Linked DNA regions of Mus musculus: region 1 is linked to region 2. Evidence: chromatin loops called from intact Hi-C (ENCODE). Cell type or tissue: left cerebral cortex. All regions are shown on one strand. Each heading gives the region's core, and the rest is flanking DNA. Links, peaks and the distances in the headings are about the cores only.

Region 1 (9,236 bases), core at 864-8,863, 87 kb before region 2:
GTCAGAGGGCACTTTCACCATTGTCCCTTCCTGGTTGTTCCCACCTAGCTCCAACACCCTGAATCTGAAAGTCCTACCATTATTTTAAAAAAAATCATTTTATATGTAAATAAGAGGATCTCACAGTTTATCTCAGCTATGGGAGGTACCAGGAAGCTCGAAGCCTTGAGTGTCAGCTCTGTGTGCTAATACCTTGCCTTTCACTCACCCCTCAATGACAGACTTTGTGCTTCTTGGGCAAGCAGTACTCCTGGGGATCCCAGTGTAGCCAGATGGTACAGGCTCTGTAGGGTGGTGGCACATGACAGTTCTCTGCTCTGGATAGGCAATGGATGCTGGGGGTAGAAGGTGCCTGACTGGAGGACACCAGGTGAGGACAGGCAACCAGAAAGCTGCTCTGTGTTCCCATGGAGGTTGCATCCACTGGTCCCAGCACCAGAACTTGCCAAGTCCTACCATGCAGAAGGGACGGCATGATACAGTTCCTGGGAGCAGAGCTAGCAGCTAGTGGGCTCCACAAGTGTTGACAGTTGATAGGTATGAGGCTTGTTTGCATAATAATGTACATAATTGACTTTATGTTGTTCCACCGTTGGGAATGCTCTCTCTGCCAAGGTTAATGACGCCATAATAATTAGAAGCAGTATGAGTCTGGGAGGTGAGGGTGTATCTAATATCCTCAGCAAAAATGGTAAATGTGGTGACCTTCGCAACAGCCCCTTAAGGCTGTGGGAAAGAACTCTGAAAACCTGCGTACAAGAAAGTATAATTTCTCAATTATGCAATATTTTGCATAAGGATGTAATATTTACTACATAAGAGGTTCCATGGACCCAAAAGAACATAGGCAGCTGCGCTATGAGCCAGCTTGTCAGAAAGACATTATGGAAGGAGATAAAGAGATTTAGGGAGTGGTGACTGTAAGGCAGGATGCTACCCAGCTAAACTTATTGTTTGTGCTTACAATGGCAGGCAGATTCCTGAGTTCAAGGTCAACCTGGAACAGAGCTAGTTTAGGCCCAGGCTTGGTGGGAATGGTGACCTCAGAGCTGGATCCCACCCAGATAGCTTATGGTCTATGATTACAAAGGCAGGCAGATCTCTGAATTCATTTACTATGTTAAAAAAATGTACTTCCTGTCTTTTCTAAAAGTCCTGGAGCTACTGTCATAAAATGTTAATTCATGGGATAATCAAAAGGGAACCTGGGGTGAAGAATTGAATTGATATGCAAATAAAAGACTGGGCTTTGGTCTGTAAGAGCTAAGCTGTCTGGAGATCTCTGGAGAACTGTCTGGAGAGTCATCTCAAGAAGACCATAGAGCTCTCAGCTTGTACCCACAACTGACTTTAGGTCATTTCTTTTGCCACTTCCAAACACCCTTTCTTCAGGAAACCCTCTCCAAGCTGAGGCTGCTCCTTGCCAAGAACTCATAGCCTTCCAGATCGCCTTTAACAGAGGCTACACCACAAAGGCCAAGAATTAAGTTCCTCCACACAGTGTTGGATATTGGGATACTTGGTTCTTCAAAGTGGTCATCGGGATAATTCTATTGGAGTTGGCAGGCAGGAGGATATTTGAGGCTAAGGATGATGGGACTTATGATTGTAATCTTATTTCTGCACTCCATAAATATGTTAGTGGAAATAGAAATATTCCTAAAAGGACTGGTCTTTTGTAGTGGTCAAATGCCCATTGAGAAACAGCATGGGCATGTTGAATGTGGTATAGTCAAGTAATGGAGTATTACTCAGGGTTGAAAAGGGGAGGTTATAATACATACTATAATGTGCTGCTAAAGGCCAGATTTGACTTCATACATGTAAAACAAGCAGAAGGGGTCAATAATCCAGAGAGAAGGTAGATTGGCGCCTGAAGTGGGGAAGTGGGAGGCTGGAAAGGTAGGGGTAACTTCTAGAGGTGAACTTGCCTTTTAGGGTAAGAAAACTGTTCTGGAACTAGAGGTCATAGTTATCCAAGTGGCACCGTGTCACACACTTTGAATAACTGATGGTTGATTTTTGTCATGTAAAGTTTAGCAGGGTTTGGTCTTTGGTTTGGTTTTTTAAGACTGAGTTTCTCTGTATAACCCTGGCTGTCCTGGAACTCACTCTGTAGACCAGGCTGGCCTTGAACTCTGAGATTCACCTGCCTTTGCTGGGATTAAAGGTATGCACCACCACAACCACCTAGCTAGTTTAGCAGTTTTTTATAAAAACTTGGTCCCTTTGCTGCATCTCCTGTCAGCTGAGTTCAGACACTCATCTGTCCACTTTGACTTACAACAACTTCCTAAAGGGCATCTGGTCTGAGGCCTACTCAGCGCTCAGCATCAGCTCCCTGAATCAGCTTCCTTAGCTGCCCAGAGCCAAGCACTGTGCCTGACACTGCCTGAAAAATAGGATCAAGGGGGAAAGATAGCTAAGTGCCTTACAGTGAAGGCCTCCTACTGCTGCCATCCATGTGTGGCCCTAGTAGGTCAGCTTCACTCCAGTAGATGGCCCCACACCGATGAGTATATAGGCAGTGCACACCCATGAGTATATGGGTAGCTCATATTCATGAGTATATGGGCATGTCAAACCCATGAGTATATGTAAAGCTCACACTTATGTGTATATGGGTAGTTTACACCCATGCGTCTATGGAGGGCAGCTCACACCCATGAGTATATAGAAAGCTCACACCCTTGAGTATATAAGCAGGTCACACCCATGAATATATGGGTAGGTCACACCCATGAGTATATGAGCAGCCCACACCCATGTGTATATAGGCAGAGCATACCCATGAGTATATGGGCAGCTCATACTCATGAATACCTGGACAGATCACAGCTATGTATATATGGGTAACTCACACCCATGAATATATGGGCAGTTCACACCCATGGATATATGGGAAGCTCACATTCATGTGTAGATGGGCAGCCCACACCATGTGTATATAGGCAGGTTATACCCATGAATATATGGCCAGATCACACCCATGAATATATGGGCAGCCCAAATTCATGTGTTTATGGGCGGCCCACACCCATGAGTATACAGGCAGCTCACATCTATGTGTATATGAGCAGCCCGAACAAGATTTGGTGAGTTATTATGAAAATAAAAAGGAGGGCTTAAAATTTGGAGAGGTAGGGAATGGTAGCAATTTGAGTGGAGTTAGAGAGAGTGTTAGGGGTGTCTATGATAAAATATATTGTATGCATGTAACATTTTCAAAGGTTTAATAAAATGTTATGTGAAAGAAAAGACAATCTTCCAAGGCTTCAGTTCTTCTTGAACCCAGAGCAGAAGGGGAAAGGAAGGTGATGAGGCCCCTTGCATACAGTCCCTTCTCCACTGAACCTTAACGGCACATCTGGGTGGGCCCAGACAGTGTCAACTGGACACTGCCTGTACTTACACCTCCATAATACATGACTTGTTCCAACCCTACTCCCATAGGCCTCAGAGGGTGAGAAGGATACAACCTGGCTCCTCCTGGAAGCAGGACATTGGGAATGTTTGTGAGGGTTTATCTTAATTGCATTAATTCTCGTGGGAGGATCCATGCGGGCAGTGCCACACCCTGAGTTCAGCATCCTAGACGGGATGAAAGGAGTGAGCAGGCTGAGCCCCCCTCATTGCTCTCTGCTCTTGATGATAGATCACTAAGCTCCCTCAGGTTCCTGCCTTGGCTTCCCCACAGCGATGGGCTGTAGCCCGGAACTGTGGGGCAAAGATCCCTTCTTCTCTAAGCTGCCTTTGTCAGGATATTTTGTCACAGCCACAGGAAACAAAGCTATCGCAGATGCAGAGTGCAATGGCTGGTTGGTGTCTGTGTAAGAGATAGGAGGGATCTGGGCCTGTCACCGCACGCCTGGAACAGTGGCTTCCGTAAGCTCGGACACGCAGAGGAGGTCTTGGCTACATAGCAACGACCTGTCTCAAAATCCACTGAGGAAAAGAAGGGAGAGGTGGTCTGGGGGTTAGGCACAGGCTATTGGGTTGTGTAAGGACAATGGAGACAGACTCAGGAAGGAGGCAGCTGCAAGCCAAGGAACACACGGCTGCAGTGGGTGGAAGGGCACCCTTCCTTTAAGCCTGCAGAAGCCATCCCACCATCCCTCACTCTGCTCTTCAGAACTGCAAGACAACAATGACAGGCCACTGTTTGCAGCCACCAGCATGGTGGGACTTCTGTGCCGGCCCTGGGGTGTAATCCACCTATCTGACACATACCCTGTCTCTCTGCTCTCTAGAAGGTAAGGCCACCAGCCCTCGGCTTCCAGACAGCACACAGTGGGCGATCTATAAATAGCTGTCAGCTGGAATATGATGCCATGGTGAAGCACAGAGGCTGCTGGGAGGAGACGAGGGAGGGCCGCTTCTGAGATGAAAAGCTCGTGTGGATACAGAGAGTGGGACAGGGAACCCAGGTGTCAGGAGTGGGGTCACCAGGGATATGCCAGCAGGGGTTCACCACTTGAACAGCATAGCCTTGCTTGGAGAAACCCTTGGGTGTCATAGCCTATGAGGTGGGCTGGGTACTGGCTTCTCCTACGTAGAACCTGTGGGTACATAGCTCAGTGTTCTGCAGTGCCTAACATAGCTCCCCACAACAATGGGGCATCAGAGCCCAGATGCAGACAGTGCCTTGGTGGAGAAGAAAGATAGCTGTAAGCAATGAACGCAAGTCGATGGTATAACAGGAAATCAGACCGTGCCTGTGCACATTTCTGTGTTCCCAAAGGCAAAGGCAAACCCAAGCCACTGGCTTCTGTATTGACAGCTCACAAAGGTTCCCTTTTACCTAGACATTGGGAAATCTGCTATCTGCTTCTTTGGGGACTGTGGGCCTATGTCCACCTCTAGGTAGAGAGGGAGCAGAGACAAGTCCTTCATATTGTGATGCCATAGGACCCCCCCCCCCCATGGTACCACTACCCCTCCAGCAGCAGCTGCTGCTCCTTGCAAATAACCCCTCCTTGCTGAACCCTGAGCTCCTGGCAGAGCCTCCAATAGGGAACTTGAGAGCAGCTTTGCTGGCCTTGGATCAGAAAACCCAGGTAGGAAGACATAAGCACCAAGTACTCCAGACACGGGGTCATGCCAGGAAACCTTCCCCCCTCCCACTAAGGGGCCCAGTCACATCCTCTCTCTAAGCCACTGTGTGTCTACCACAGCAGAGTAGACAAGCAGCCAGGAAGACACAGGGGGAAATGTGAGCAGTGGCCTGGAAGAGCATGTCATGGATGGTCTCCATCCCTCATTCCAGCACAGATGCGGGCTATGATGACGATGCCCTGATCCTCTGAGCCGGGAAGTTCGGCACTGTGGTGCATGCCTGAGATCTGAAGAGGCTGAGGACTGTGCCTCAAAAACAGCATCAACCAAGAACATAGCACAGGCACGCAAGTGCCCGGTAAGCCTGGGGTGGGGTGCTGTGCCTCAGCCTACAGAGGAAGGGTGTCCCTGATAGAAAGATGGGACATCTGTCCCCATGCCTGGAGGATGGGTGACAGGCTCCCCCGCAGACATCTGCCTGTGGAGGAAGGGGCTGCAGGCTGGTTGCTGCCTGCAGACAGTAACAGGGGTGCTGGCGGGGGAGGGGGGGAGTAACTCTTTTTATAGCAAGCAAACAAACAAACTGTTTTGTTCTAAGAAGCCAAAAAACCAAAAAAGAAAGAAAGAAAGGAAGAAAACACAGGAGGATCTGCTTGTGCTGGCTACGGGAAGGGTAATAAAAACTCTCCCAGAGGCATAGTGCCAGGCAACCAGGCTTTACCCATTACCCAAGACAGCTGGGAGCAAGGCTGGCCCTGCCCTCGGCCACCAGCCTGGCTGGGCACAGCGATGCCCTGTGCACAAATGATCCTTTTCTCTTTGCCGAAGCCTGGTGAAATCAGATGGCCACGGTCCTGGACCAAGAGCTGGAGGACCTGCCAGTGGGTGAGTAGAACCCAGGGCGTGTTCGTGGCTCCAGCTCTGAGACCATTCCCACCTGCCATTGGCTTGAGAAGTGGGGTAATCATGAATTCTGGCTTGCTGGGATTAGAAGTCAAGGATAAAAACCCTGGCTTGCTTCCCCACCCCACCTCACCCCCTATTTTTCCTCTCCACCTCCTCCAGTCCTTCTGGGGTCTCAGGCCCCTCGACCCTGGCTTCCTAGGCAGCCTCCCTTGCCCTGCATGGAGCTGGCACTTTGCATTCTGTTCAGCAATCCCTTTGTTCACGGCACACAGAAACCCAGCCTGCTAGTCAGAGCGGAGCTCCATCCCATAATAAACAGCATGAACTATTTATAACCCTGAAAACATCTTTATTATTATTTTTCTTCCCTCCAGAAACAATCTCACACAATCCTGTTAAGCACACACCACCAAGGAATGGCGGGCCTCGGGACGGGGCTGCTTCCCCCCGGCCCTGCCCAGCCGAGCAGATGGCGGCGTGGGCGGTAGGTACCAGCCTCCTGGCAATCCGAACATCTGTTCCCGTTAGAAAATGCTAATTGCCATCAATCAGGACAGCACCTACCCACATTTACATGCAAGCGCACATGCAAAAAAAAAAAATCTAAATTTCTCCCAGCGATGCACTGCTTGCATGTTAACTAGCCAGAGTAGCCTGAGGGCGGCTGGGCCAAAGGCTGCCACCATAGCCTGCCAGCCTTACAGGCCCTACCCAGACTCCAACCACGGTAACGATAATGGAGTTGCTCTGTAGGTAGCCTGGTTACAGGCTCTGTGGATTCTCATCGGCTTGGTCCAGGGTGGACACGGAGCCATTGACTTAAGGCATGGCAGTCGCACCTGTGCAAGGGAGCCACCCTGGCTCCGTTGTCGCTCTGAGTATCCACTCCATGCAGCTTTCTAATTGGATCTGGCTTCTGCCCCATGGCCCTCTGTAAGGGAAGGTTCTGGGTCTCTCTGCCATAATTCCCAGTACCAACCTGGCCTGATGTTCCCACCCAGATGCTTGGTCTGGAGACACGTCGGTGTTCCAGAGACATCAACTGTTCTCATGGTTGCTGAGAGTCTAAGCAGTGGGGTCACAGCCCAGGGCCAGCCTTTCCTGGCTAGCGTTTTCTACCTGGCTCTCGTGGCTACCTCCATCCTCTAGTCTCCAGCCAGGGCTTGGACAATCTATCTCATTCTTCCCTGGACACTGTTTGCCTGGTAATCACGAGGCTTCCCTAGCCCCTGGTGATATGAGTTTGTCCTGAAAGCCAGGGATGGATGTGGGGGCTGCGCAATCAATCAATCCAGCCCCTCGCAGGCTGTGGTGGAGAGGAGAAGGTGTGGTTTCCATTCACACTCAGTCCTGGGGAGAGGAGAGCAGAGCCCCTCCCTCCACTCTCAGCTCCCCACAGGGCCTGGTGCCTCCCAACAACACATGCAGACCAGCTGTTCCGCGGCACCTGGAGGGTCACCTCAGCTCCCAATCAACCCTCGGCCTGAGGATGTGATCTGAACCTCAGAGATTGTTCTATTATGTAACGAGAAGCCACGAGCCTCCTCACCCCATCTCTCCAAAGGAAAGTGATTTTGATAATTTTTCTCGAAGGTGCCAGGCGCTGTTGCCAGCCTTGGTTGCTATGGGGCCTGGTGACTGGCTGCAGGGTAAACTATTGGGATTGGAAAAAAGGTTTCGATGGGGAAGCACAGAGCTCCCCTCACCTGACATGAGGGCCACAGCCGGTGGGAAGGACCTCCTAGGATCAGACCTTGTAGGTGGGAGCCAGCCGCAGGGTGTTTCTGTGCTGGCCTCACTGTGAACACAGTACACTGCTGTCCTTGTGCACACCTGGGTCACATGGTGCATGGGATGGCGAGTATCTGTGTAAGTGGGACTGATGGGCGGGGCTAGGAGAGGGGAGAGGGTGGGTCTTTGCCAGCTGTCTCTTTCTAACTGATGTCTCTTCTAAAAAGAGATCATTCTTGTACCAACAACATGCACATGGATGTCGGGGAAGTGAGGCCTCTAACCACATACCTATTATCCCTCTCTCTCCACCATCTTCCCAGCCATCTATCACTTACCAGGGACTGTGCATCCCAGCTGTGTGCTGTCTGTGGTCACCAAGCCTGTCCCATCTTCCCCCTCCTCCCCCCCCTCCCCACAGCCTCAGGCCTTGTCCCAGCAGTCGTCCACACTCAATGGTATGAGATCCCCTGGCTTCTTGCCAGACTCTGGCAGCTAGGGCCTGCTTCCCATGATCCATTTAACAACGCTCCTTGTGACTGTAGTTCAGAAGGCAGGGCTTCTCTCTAACAAGGGTGGAGACTTTGAGCAGGGTCTCTGGGATGCTGTCTTCCTCCTCCCCTCCCCTCCCCTCCCCTCCCCTCCCCTCCCCTCCCCTCCCCACCTCTTCCTTCTTTCCCTTCCACCTCTTCCTCTTCTACTCCTGTCTCAGCCTCAGTTCCTTGCCTGTCCCGCCCAGGTTCCTGATGTGAGGACCTGGAGGTCATGATGTGAGGTCATGACATGATAGGATGACAGACCTGTTCCCTGGCTTTCAGTTCCCGTGCCGCCATCCCACCTTCGCTGTCTGTTTGGCTGAGTCTGGAGAGCTGAAGGAGGCCCCAGTGAAGCATGAGAGACTCCAGCACAAGGAAGCATGACCCAGATCCTTGGCCTCCCCAGCCTGAGCCCCCATAATAGCTAAGACGAAGAGGGGGTAACATTTTAAATATAAGCTCTACAATTATGATACAAATCAATGGCTTCCAGGCAGACAGATAGAAGGATAGATGACAGATGCATGTCTGCATTCACGGGTAAATGCCGGATGGATGAGAAGATGGCAGGGAGACAGAGAATAGGTATGTGGTTAGATGCAGGGGTAAGCAAAGGGGATGATGGATAAATAAATAGATGCACCATCATGGAAAACAGACACATAGCTAAATGGACAGACAGAAATATAATAGATACATGGATGGATCAGTAATATCTATATACAAATATAGATGGATGCTAGACATATATGTGCACATGTAAAGATAATAAATGTACAAGTGGATGGATATACAGTCAGACAGTCAGATAATGCATAAATGCATATATAATTGATGGGTAGGTAGTTGGGTGGATGGATGGGTGGAGAGATGGGTGAGAGGGTGGATGGATGGATGGATGGGTAGATAGATAGGTGGATGGATGATGGGTGGATGGTTGGATAGGTGGATGGGTGAATGGATGGATGGATGGATGGATGGATGGGTGGATGGGTAAGAGGATGGATG
Region 2 (9,236 bases), core at 617-8,616:
CAGCCCCTGTCAGAGGAACAGGATGCCAAATGGAGTGAGTCATGGATGGAGGGACTGGAGGTGAGGGGGCAGATGAGGAATGCAAGTGAGGGATCCTGAACAGAGCCCAGGTAAGGATGGAAATTAGAGTTTAGGTGGGGGCCAGGTGAGGGCCAGGTGAGAGGCCACTTGAGGGGCCAGATGAGGGCCAGGTAAGGAACCAGGTGAGGGGCCAGGTGAGGAGCCAGGTGAAGGGCCAGGTGAGGGGCCAGGTGAGGGGCCAGGTGAGGAGCCAGGTGAAGGGCCAGGGGAGCGGCCAGGTTAAAGGTCAGGTGAGGGACCAGGTGAGGGCCAGGTGAGGGACCAAGTGAAAGCCATGTTAGGATCCAGGTAACTCCTCCCCAGCATCCAACAGGAACTTGCTGAGTCACATGGCTCTTGGCCCTGAGCAGTGTGACTGCTCCATGCCAGCCTCCCACCTGCCTGGTGAAGTCACAGCCAGATGGGGACCTGCAGACCATTCACTGGTCTCTCTCTGCTGGCCCCTGTGCAACAGCAGAGGGCAGTGGTGGCGTGGGCAGCCCTTCAGGAATACTGAAGCATGTCTGAGAACAAGCCAACTGGATCAATAGCCCTTAGAAACCACCGCAACAGAAAGACATTTAAAATGTGGGCAACGTAGTCAATGGGTCCTTGAAAAAAAGATCAAAAACCTCCAAGGAATGTTCAATGAGAAGGGAAAGGGGGACAGGCCTGTGGCTGGGCTTTGAGCAGACTGGCCCTGGGCGACGGCAACCCATGGAGCAGGAGGAGGAACACCACACTTCAGGCTGCAAAGAGAAGGCACTGTGCCAGCACCCACTGCCTACACCCCTGTTTACACCAGTTCCTCTCTACTCCTGACCCCCCAGTCCCCAGCCCTCAGGCTCCTGACCCCCCCCCCCCAGTCCCCAGCCCCAGGGCTCCTGATCCTCTCTCCCCAACCCTCAGGGCTCCTGACCCTTACTGCCCCAATTCCTTATGCTCTAAAATGCCACTGTTCCAAGCCCCTGTTGTTCCAGATCCCCATTTCCTTAGCACCCCATTGATCTACATCCCCGCTGTCCTATCCTCCTCCTGCCCCAGCCCCCACTGCCTTAGCGCCCAGCTGTCCCCATTGCCTTGAACCCCACCCCCTTAGTCTGCAAACCTGGGTAGCTACCACTCAGACCACTCAATTGACCTACAGGATGTCTGGGTCCTTAGAGGGTGTCTGGTAGCCCCTCTGTTGGCATTTCTTGCTGGCAATTTGGAAGAGTGGGTGTGTCGTTGTTTAAATTGCTAAGGGTTTGATTACTGGTGAGATCGGCTTCCTTTCTGTGCACGAGAGAAGGAGGATGTGCCGTGCGCTGCTCTTCATTCTTCCTCCTGGATTTTGAGGTCAGTTCTTTCCTTTGGAGTCAAACTGCTCCATTGTTCTGTGGGCTCCTGCCACCCTGCCTCTCCTGGCAGCAACCGTGTCTTTCAGTATTGGATTGTCTATCACAACTGTCACTGACACACTTGTTGGGCAGAGCAGAGGACAGAGTTGAAGCTGTGTCTTCCCTAGATTCCTAAAATCATTCACATAGAGAAGGGGGAAACCTGGAATCCTAGAGCTAAGAACACCACACACCATCAAATGAACACAAACATCCAGCTCTGCACCCGTGGGCCTGAGTTTTTCTCAAGTCTCCCATTGTGGTGCTCAGCCCTGAGCAGAAGGGGAGCCAGGGCCCCCTCTAGATCACGCATGCCAAGGACAGGGGCCTGAATTCAAACTGGGCACACTGGCTTCAGGATACCATCTGATACAAGAAACCGACTTCTACCTTTGCATGGTAGCTTCAGTGGCTAATAAGGGACCTGCCCCTTTCAGCACACCCAGCCCCAAGAGGGCAGGCCCAAAGGGAAAACCATTCTGATGGACACCAACTAAACAAAGGGACAGCCAAGGAATTCACAACGTTGTGTGACAATCGAGGAAATGCAAGAGCCGCCATGCCTGGTGGCCTTTCCATCTGCAGAGTCAGCAAAGATGGAGCCTGAAAGGAACAGGAAGCATTCACCGGCCTCAGGGATGCACACGTGTGGGTGGGTAAGGTATCTCCTCGCCTGACAGATACCTTAGCCAACTGTCCAGGAGCCTTGGGTTGGTGCTTCTGGCCCACGGAGGGCTAGCTCCAGGAACTGACCCTACAATTCAACCAGGTACAGAACAACTGTCAGGAAGCAGGAAGCTGACCACCGACCAGGGACAGCACACTGCCGCCTGCCACACACAGGAAGCAGATTATGGTTTTTCTCAACACCGGCAGGGACGGGCCAGTCTGCAGTTTCTGGAAACAGGGCTTCGGGTGGGTGCTTAATGCCGAGGGAAGCTCGAATACAATACTGAGTGAAGAGAAGACAGCACGCAGGCTATATATAAAGATCGTCCTTATTTTATTTTAAAATATGGATTCTTTTTAAAAGACTGGTAGGAAATGTACCAAAATGTTGTCTCCTGGTGGGAAGATTAAGGTTACGGCTGACTCGGGCTCCTGTCTTCATCCTTTCCTGTGCTTTCTCTGCTCCTCAGAAAAAAAAGAAAATATTTACTATAATCATAAAGAAATTCTATAACTGGCAGAGGATAAATCTAGCAGAATTTCTGGCTGGAGAACTCACTTTGGAGTTTTGCTTGGCTACTCAAAGGGCCTTTTGAAAGTGGGGCACATAGCTCTGAACACAGGACCCTGATGCAGTCCTTCACGGGGAAGTCCTGTCTTAACTGCTGAGTGATTCCCCTCATGCAGTGTAGGCCACTCTGGTTTGGTGACAGCATGCCACGCTGCTACCCCAAGCTTGGCTCCCTAATCTCCTACATCCTGTGACATTCCATGACCTGGCTTGGAAAGCTCGACTTACTGCCATGCAAACAAAGCCACCTTTGATCCAGTTCTCCTGGCCACACCTCACTCGACTTAGCCTCATGCTCTGACTGCTGAGATCTACTCAGAGCCCATATGTGGTGGTTTGAATATGCTTGACCCAGGGAGTGGCACTATTAGAAGGTGTGTCTTTGTGTGTCACTGTCAGGGTGGGCTTTGAGACCCTCCTCCTAGCTGCCTGAGAGATTCAGTCTTCTCTTGTTGGCCTTCGGAACAAGAACTCTCAGCTCCTTCAGCACCATGCCTGCCTGAACGCTGCCATGCTTTCCACCATAATGATAACGGACTGAACATCTGAAACTGTAAGCCAGCCCCAGTGAAATGTTGTCTTTTCTAAAAGAGTTGCCTTGGTCACAGTGTCTCTGAGACATCATATCTGAACAGCCCCCCACTTCTCCAAGCTTTGTGTCACCCCAATAACTCTGCCAACTGTGTCTCTATCCAGTCATCAGCAGCCACAATGATCAGGAGGGAGGTGACAGCCCTGCGGCCCTGTCTCTAGAGACTCCTCATCTGCTTGCTCACCAGCTTGTGTTGTGGCAGACTCCTATTTGGAATGGTCCCACACTAAGCCCTCTCTGCTGTGTCTGGCATGGTCTCTCATTTACTAACAGTGACCAAACCATGTTGGCAACTCCAGCAGGACCCTCAGGGGTGGGTAGGAAGCCTCAAGGACTCTGGCATCCCAGTCATGCCTGGGACAAACACTGTGGGCCAGCAGAAGAGCTGGGGCTCACAGCAGACTGAAGCCAAGCAGATTCCCAGACTTCCCTGTCAGCTTACGGCCATGGTGGCACCACCAGACCTGCCTGTCATGGTGGAATCACGCATACTGTTCCCCTGTTCCCCTAATGCTGAGTAGAAGGAACCAACCACTGAGGAGGCAGACAGAAGGACCGCAGTGAATCAGGTACTTGAGCACGTGGACATCACACGGGATACCAGGAACAGAGCCCACTCTCTTGGCTCTGATGTCCCAGTGCTCATCACCTGCCTGGAGTCTCCTTTCCTTCTGGGAGTCCCCGAGAGTCACACCCACAGTAGCAGGTGTTGGGGGTCCTTGTTCCCAGGCTGAATGTACCCTACTGTGTGGGGACCACATCCTTCCTCTCCAGTAATCTTTTGTGGACACACGGGTCATATCCACTGCCTAGCTCTAGACGAGAACGATCTCTCGCCGACAAGGGACATTCGCCAGCAAGGATATGAGGCCTGGCTTGCACTTGTGCTGCATTCTATGCCAGTATAGCTCATTCTGCAGTCCACTTGGGGCTGGTTCACTGCTAGCAAGGGAGACATGTTGCAAACATCACACTACACACAACACGCTCTGGCAGCCAAGGTCAGCTTTGGGTGAGTTTTGGATAGAGAGGCAGACAGATGGACAATGAATATAGATCATGGGTGGGTGAGTGAAGAAATACCCAGTCTGCCTTGTCCATGCTGGCTGCTGCAGCATCAGGGCCTTCAAAGCATGCATGCCTTCAGTGGCCTCAATGTAGGTCTGTCTCAATGATGTGTCCCCCAACACTGATGGCTGCCACGGGTCCCTAAGCCCTCCAATACCTGATGGCATATCCTTGGGGACACCTAAAAGTCCCATTCCTGAAGCACCTGGCCCTCACCCTCCCTGGGACAGAGAACTGAAGAAACCCCAGCCCTGGGTCCTTGGGAGAAGCTGTTATTCATCATGGTCTCTAAATAAGTATCCTGAAACCAGGAAGCAGCAAAATCAGGCCCTGGCCTCAGAACCAACACCCAACTGTGTACCTGATCCCAGGGCCAAGTTCCAACCTTGCTCCAGGAGACCTGGCCAGGATAGGCTGTGAGCCAATTTCTCTGCCTGTTTGTCCCTAGGTTGCCAGCTACTCTCTATCCTGTAGCATTTATTTATATATTGCTGGGACCGAATACCTGACAGCCGTAACTAACAAGGAAGTAGAGATTATCTTGGCTCATGGTTTCAGAAGGATTCCCATGCATGGGAGCAGAGGCTATCGCCATGGGCAGGAAGCAGAAGGGGCAAACCCTTCACAGGCTCCACCTAAGTGCCCTCTTTCTGACAGCTACTCCCCGTGTCTCAAAGGTTCCACAGCGCCACCAGCTGGAGACCAAGCATTCACGCACATGACCCTGCCTGCAGGGGACACTTCACATCCCAACCCTAACTGTTGATCAGGATCTTCCTCTCAGGCCAGGGATGATCAATTGATCGCAGATCCTACCAGAGGCCATGTCTGTCTGTCTGTCTGTCTGTCTGTCTGTCTCTCTCTCTCTCTCTCGCTCTCTCTCTCCCTCCCTCCCTCCCTCCCTCCCTCCTTCTACATGAGCTTCTCTCTGCTGCCTCAGAATCCAAGATTGAAATTGAAGTGTATCCGAATAATTTTATCAGATCGCGTTAAGCCCGGAGCCTTACATTTGTGATGTAGAGCTTTAATTAAGTTCTCGGGCCCTGATCAGTATCTCGCTGATTCTCACTGGGTCATGTCAAACAAGAGTCGGGCATCAGGGTGCAGCAAATGTGTCCAGGGATAACATATGTGGGAATCTGGCTGTGTGGCACTCAGGCCTCCCTTTCTAGTCCTCAGAACAGAGTCCAACCCAAGAAACCCTGGCACTAGGCCCTTCTCTGCTCTCTGCTCAAGCCACTGGTCTCATTCTGACATCCCGGCTGCCCCAGGAGGAACTCATAATCAAAGTCAAACGAGTGGGAACCCCTGCCCTGACTGTCCATGAAAGGAGCAAGCCTGGATACCAACAAGGGACGTCCTCTGCTCAAGCACGTGCAAGCACGTGCAGCATGCAACCATGGTGCCCCTGCTAAGAGCTGTGTGCAAAGACTACGACGGACAGAGGCCACATACCCACCCCCCAGACAGGCCTCTCCCCAGAGACATCTTGTCATGGAAGCAGTCTGCACACAGCACCCCTTCCATCATGTCTGAACATTAGCTGAAGGACAAGCTCCATGCCTCAGCTAGTCACTGAGGTACAAAAGGGCCACACGGTCCTCCGCATCCTCACCAGAGGGACCGATCATTGGCAGGGTCAGAGACATGAGTATCTACAGACAGATGCTTGGTGAGCTCAGTGAGTCTTAGCACAGGCAAAGCTATGATGGGGGGAGGGAAGGAAGGGAAGGAGGCCTTCCAAGCTGGGCTCGGTAAAGGTGGTGCCCTGTCCAGCCCAAGCACCATGTTCGGGGTGGGGAAGTGCAAGGGCTCCAGGTACCATTAGTGGGGCTCTCTAGCCAATCCCAGGAAGCTAGAGCTCCAAGCCTCTCTCTGGGCTGCTGAGAAGAGAGGCCCTTATAAGGCATCTCCCTGGTGGGCAGCCGAGGCACCTATCTCTTTAACAGGCCTCTCCATCAGTTCACAGCTGTGGCCACTTGATGTGGACGGCCCAAGAGCCACATCTGGGCTTCTGTGCAATGACTCAGGCCTTGAGCCTCTGTTTGCACACGTCCCTGTTGAGCTGAGCGGTTACTTCCACCCTCCCATCCTCCTCCAAAATGGCCCTTTCCTCCCCTCCCTTGCATAACCTGACTCCCTCCCTTTCTGCCCTCCTCTGAGTTTTTTTCCTGGTAGATTTGCTGGGCCCAAGCCCTGGGAGATGCCCACTCACGGAAAACGAGTGTCCCTTTCTTCTCTCAAGAGGCCAGAGGTGGGAAGCAGGGCAGAGAAAAAAGGGGTTTGACCACACACACACACACACACACACACACACACACACACACACACACATACACACATACACAAGGATGCTGCTTCACCAGAAAGAATTAATCACACAGGAGAATGATAAAGGAAGGGTTAAAGGGAGAAGTGGGGGGGGGAGAAGTCTATAAAGCAGTGCCTCTGTGGGGGGTCCCCCTCCTGGGCAGGTCTGCTGAGCCCCCAGACTGTTCTATGGCCCAGATTCAGGGGTCTCCCTGGAGGGTGAAGACCTCATTTCACGTTCTGTGTGGGCGCTGAGGTGTGGAAAACTGACCACTGATTAGCATACTTGTCCCCAACTAGTGTCTGCTGGAATCCCTGCAGTCTCACAAAACCCCTGCTGCCTGGAGCCACCCCACTGGGCTAAAAGCCCAGGGACTGACAATGTCCACCTGGCATAGAGGGCTTCTAGCTCTAATCCTCCCCCAACCTAGCTGGGGCATAGCACATCCGGGCATTGACCGGGGGTGGGGGTGGGGCGGTGTGGAGGGGCTCCCCAAGAGTCCCAAACTTAGACCCTAGGGGCCTGATGAGTGTCGAAGGAATTATCCAAGCCTGCGGAACCTAAGCACGGTGGTTCGATTGTCAACTTAACAGGATCTCAAATCACCTAGGAGACAAATCTCTGCCTTGATTGAGAAGGGAAGAGCCACCCTGAATGTGGGCGGCACCATCCCTCAAGCTGGGGTAGCACTCTGAATAAAAAACAGAAAGCCAACTGCACATCAGCATTCCTCCCCCTACACCCCCTCCCTTTCTCATCCCCCTCCCCCTCCTTTGTCAACCCTCCCTCCCTCCTGACTGTGGGTGTAGTGTGGTGAGTAGCCTCTAACTCCTGCAGCCATATCTGCCCACGATGACAAACTGCTCCCAAACCAGGAGCCAGAGCAAACCCTCATCCCCTTAACTTGCTTTTGCCGGGTATTTTGCAATAGCAACATCTCAATGCACTGAGCCACGGAGCAGTGCCACCCCATGCCACAGAGCAGTGCCACCCCATTCTCTCCATTCCAGCCATCTCTGTCGCAGATTCTCCCTCAAAACCAAGGAGTGGTTTGGGCAAAAGCAGACATCCAGCTTCCCACGGTTACCCCGGACATCTAAGAATTAGGCTTCTGGGCCTCACGCATACTGGGAACTGTGGGCCTGGAAGGTGGTCACTGCAAGCCTAAGACAGGTCACTGGGCCCCTGGAGACAGGGTCACTGCAGGACCAGGTACCACAAATGGAGCCTAGTATCATCCACAAGAAAGCTGTGCTTCCCAGAGGGAGAAGGCAAGATGCAGGTTCTTCATTTCCACCCACAGACGGGCAGGGCAAGGCATGGGCAAGTGGGAACTGCACCCACAAGGTCTTTGATGTTGGCTGTTTATGTAAAAATATATTGCTCAACCAGAAGACTCAAATTCAAAAGCCACCGAAATATTACCTGTGGTGGAGGAAGGCTTGTGTTTACAGCATCACTCTCTGTACCCTTCCTAAACCAGTAGACTTAAAGGTGACAATGTGTGTTGACAGCTGAGGTCCTACACACGTCTTTTAGTTTATCAGTTCTGCCTTGTGACAGAGCTGGCTCTGGATCCCAGAACAGGCCAGCAACCCACGTCCTTCTCTCTAGACCAGGAGGAGCTGGGGCAAGACCAGCATCCGTGAGGACTGGGGTGGCATCCATCTGCAGCTCTGACCAATGCCAATCTACGTTCCCCTGGCACAAGGACGGCTCAGGGGTCCCTTTCCACCCGGCGTGGGCAGCAGTACCCACAAGCTCCTAAAAATAAGCACCCGGTACCCTGCTGTCCCTCCACCTGGCCCCAGAGCACCCTTGCTTCCTCAGACTACAAGCTGGCTGTCTTCCCAGATGGGCAGGAGGCAGAGCCGGGCCAGCCTGGAATAAATGCAACCCAGACTTGTCCAACAGAAGAAACACTGATCATCGGGGTTTTGGTGTTCTCTGGAGCAACCACAGAGTCCAGAGACCTGAGGTCTTGTGACAGTCCCAGATATGGACATTCAAAGACATCCAAATCCTTAAATAACTCGCAGTCAAGCAGAAATGCAAGGCTGATTTGAGCCCGACACTGAAAAAAATTGTAAGAGAGACCCAGCTTCCATAGCCCTCAGGGCCCTTGAAAAACTACAAACTCTGACTTCTGAGAGCAGGCAGCTGAAGGTTGTATGTACAGGACTCACCCACACATGGGCTGGTCCCTCTCTCTGGACAGAGGTGCACAGATGAGAGCCAGGACATAAAGCCATCCTAGCCATCCTAGGAGCCCCCACTGCCTCAGACCTCCCCACTAAGGCACCAAGGGTTCCTGGGGTGCGGTAGTGATAAAGTAAAAATAAAACCTTTCTATTATATACAGCTTTCTCCAGAAAGGCAGAGGCACACAGGGCACCTCTGTGGTAAAGTGTGTTTGGTATGTGGATCATTCCAGAATTCTGCATTCCCTTGAACTCCTGAGCCCTTAAGCCAAGCACATGGGAGCAGGTACATAGACTTCAGGCTCCATGATCGTTTTCTCTTGAACTTGGGTAGACTAAAGTCAGGCTCTATTCCAGACCCAGCCTTCAGCCCCGTGCCTTCTTT

What was found. A loop is a pair of places that touch in the nucleus more often than their neighbours do. Peaks named below come from ENCODE experiments on the same cell type or tissue, not always from the same donor. Only the 100,000 strongest peaks of a DNase experiment are listed, where the experiment ranks them.
Region 1: a loop joins it to region 2, with 2.2 times the contacts of the local background. A loop is called at or near these places in 2 of 42 quality-filtered maps.

What each region holds. Positions count from the first base shown.
Region 1 is chr11:118,787,266-118,796,501 of GRCm38, forward strand. All of the region lies in intron 2 of Rbfox3 (RNA binding protein, fox-1 homolog (C. elegans) 3), which reads right to left. Gm11750 (a long non-coding RNA gene) reads left to right here. Exons shown (of 3, transcript XR_001780387.2): 1 at 1-5,413; 2 at 5,884-5,940; 3 at 6,336-6,439. Among named protein-coding and RNA genes, the nearest start is that of Gm11750, 6.5 kb to the left of the region's middle. In left cerebral cortex, for the core only: no CTCF peak of the experiment used is centred there; DNase peaks (open chromatin) are centred at 4,355, 5,471, 5,790, 6,476 and 2 more places; H3K4me3 peaks cover 325 bases; H3K27ac peaks cover 5,515 bases.
Region 2 is chr11:118,874,932-118,884,167 of GRCm38, forward strand. All of the region lies in intron 1 of Rbfox3 (RNA binding protein, fox-1 homolog (C. elegans) 3), which reads right to left. Among named protein-coding and RNA genes, the nearest start is that of Rbfox3, 30 kb to the right of the region's middle. In left cerebral cortex, for the core only: a CTCF peak has its summit at 5,030 (motif pointing left); DNase peaks (open chromatin) are centred at 715, 2,407, 6,380, 7,360 and 2 more places; H3K27ac peaks cover 6,550 bases.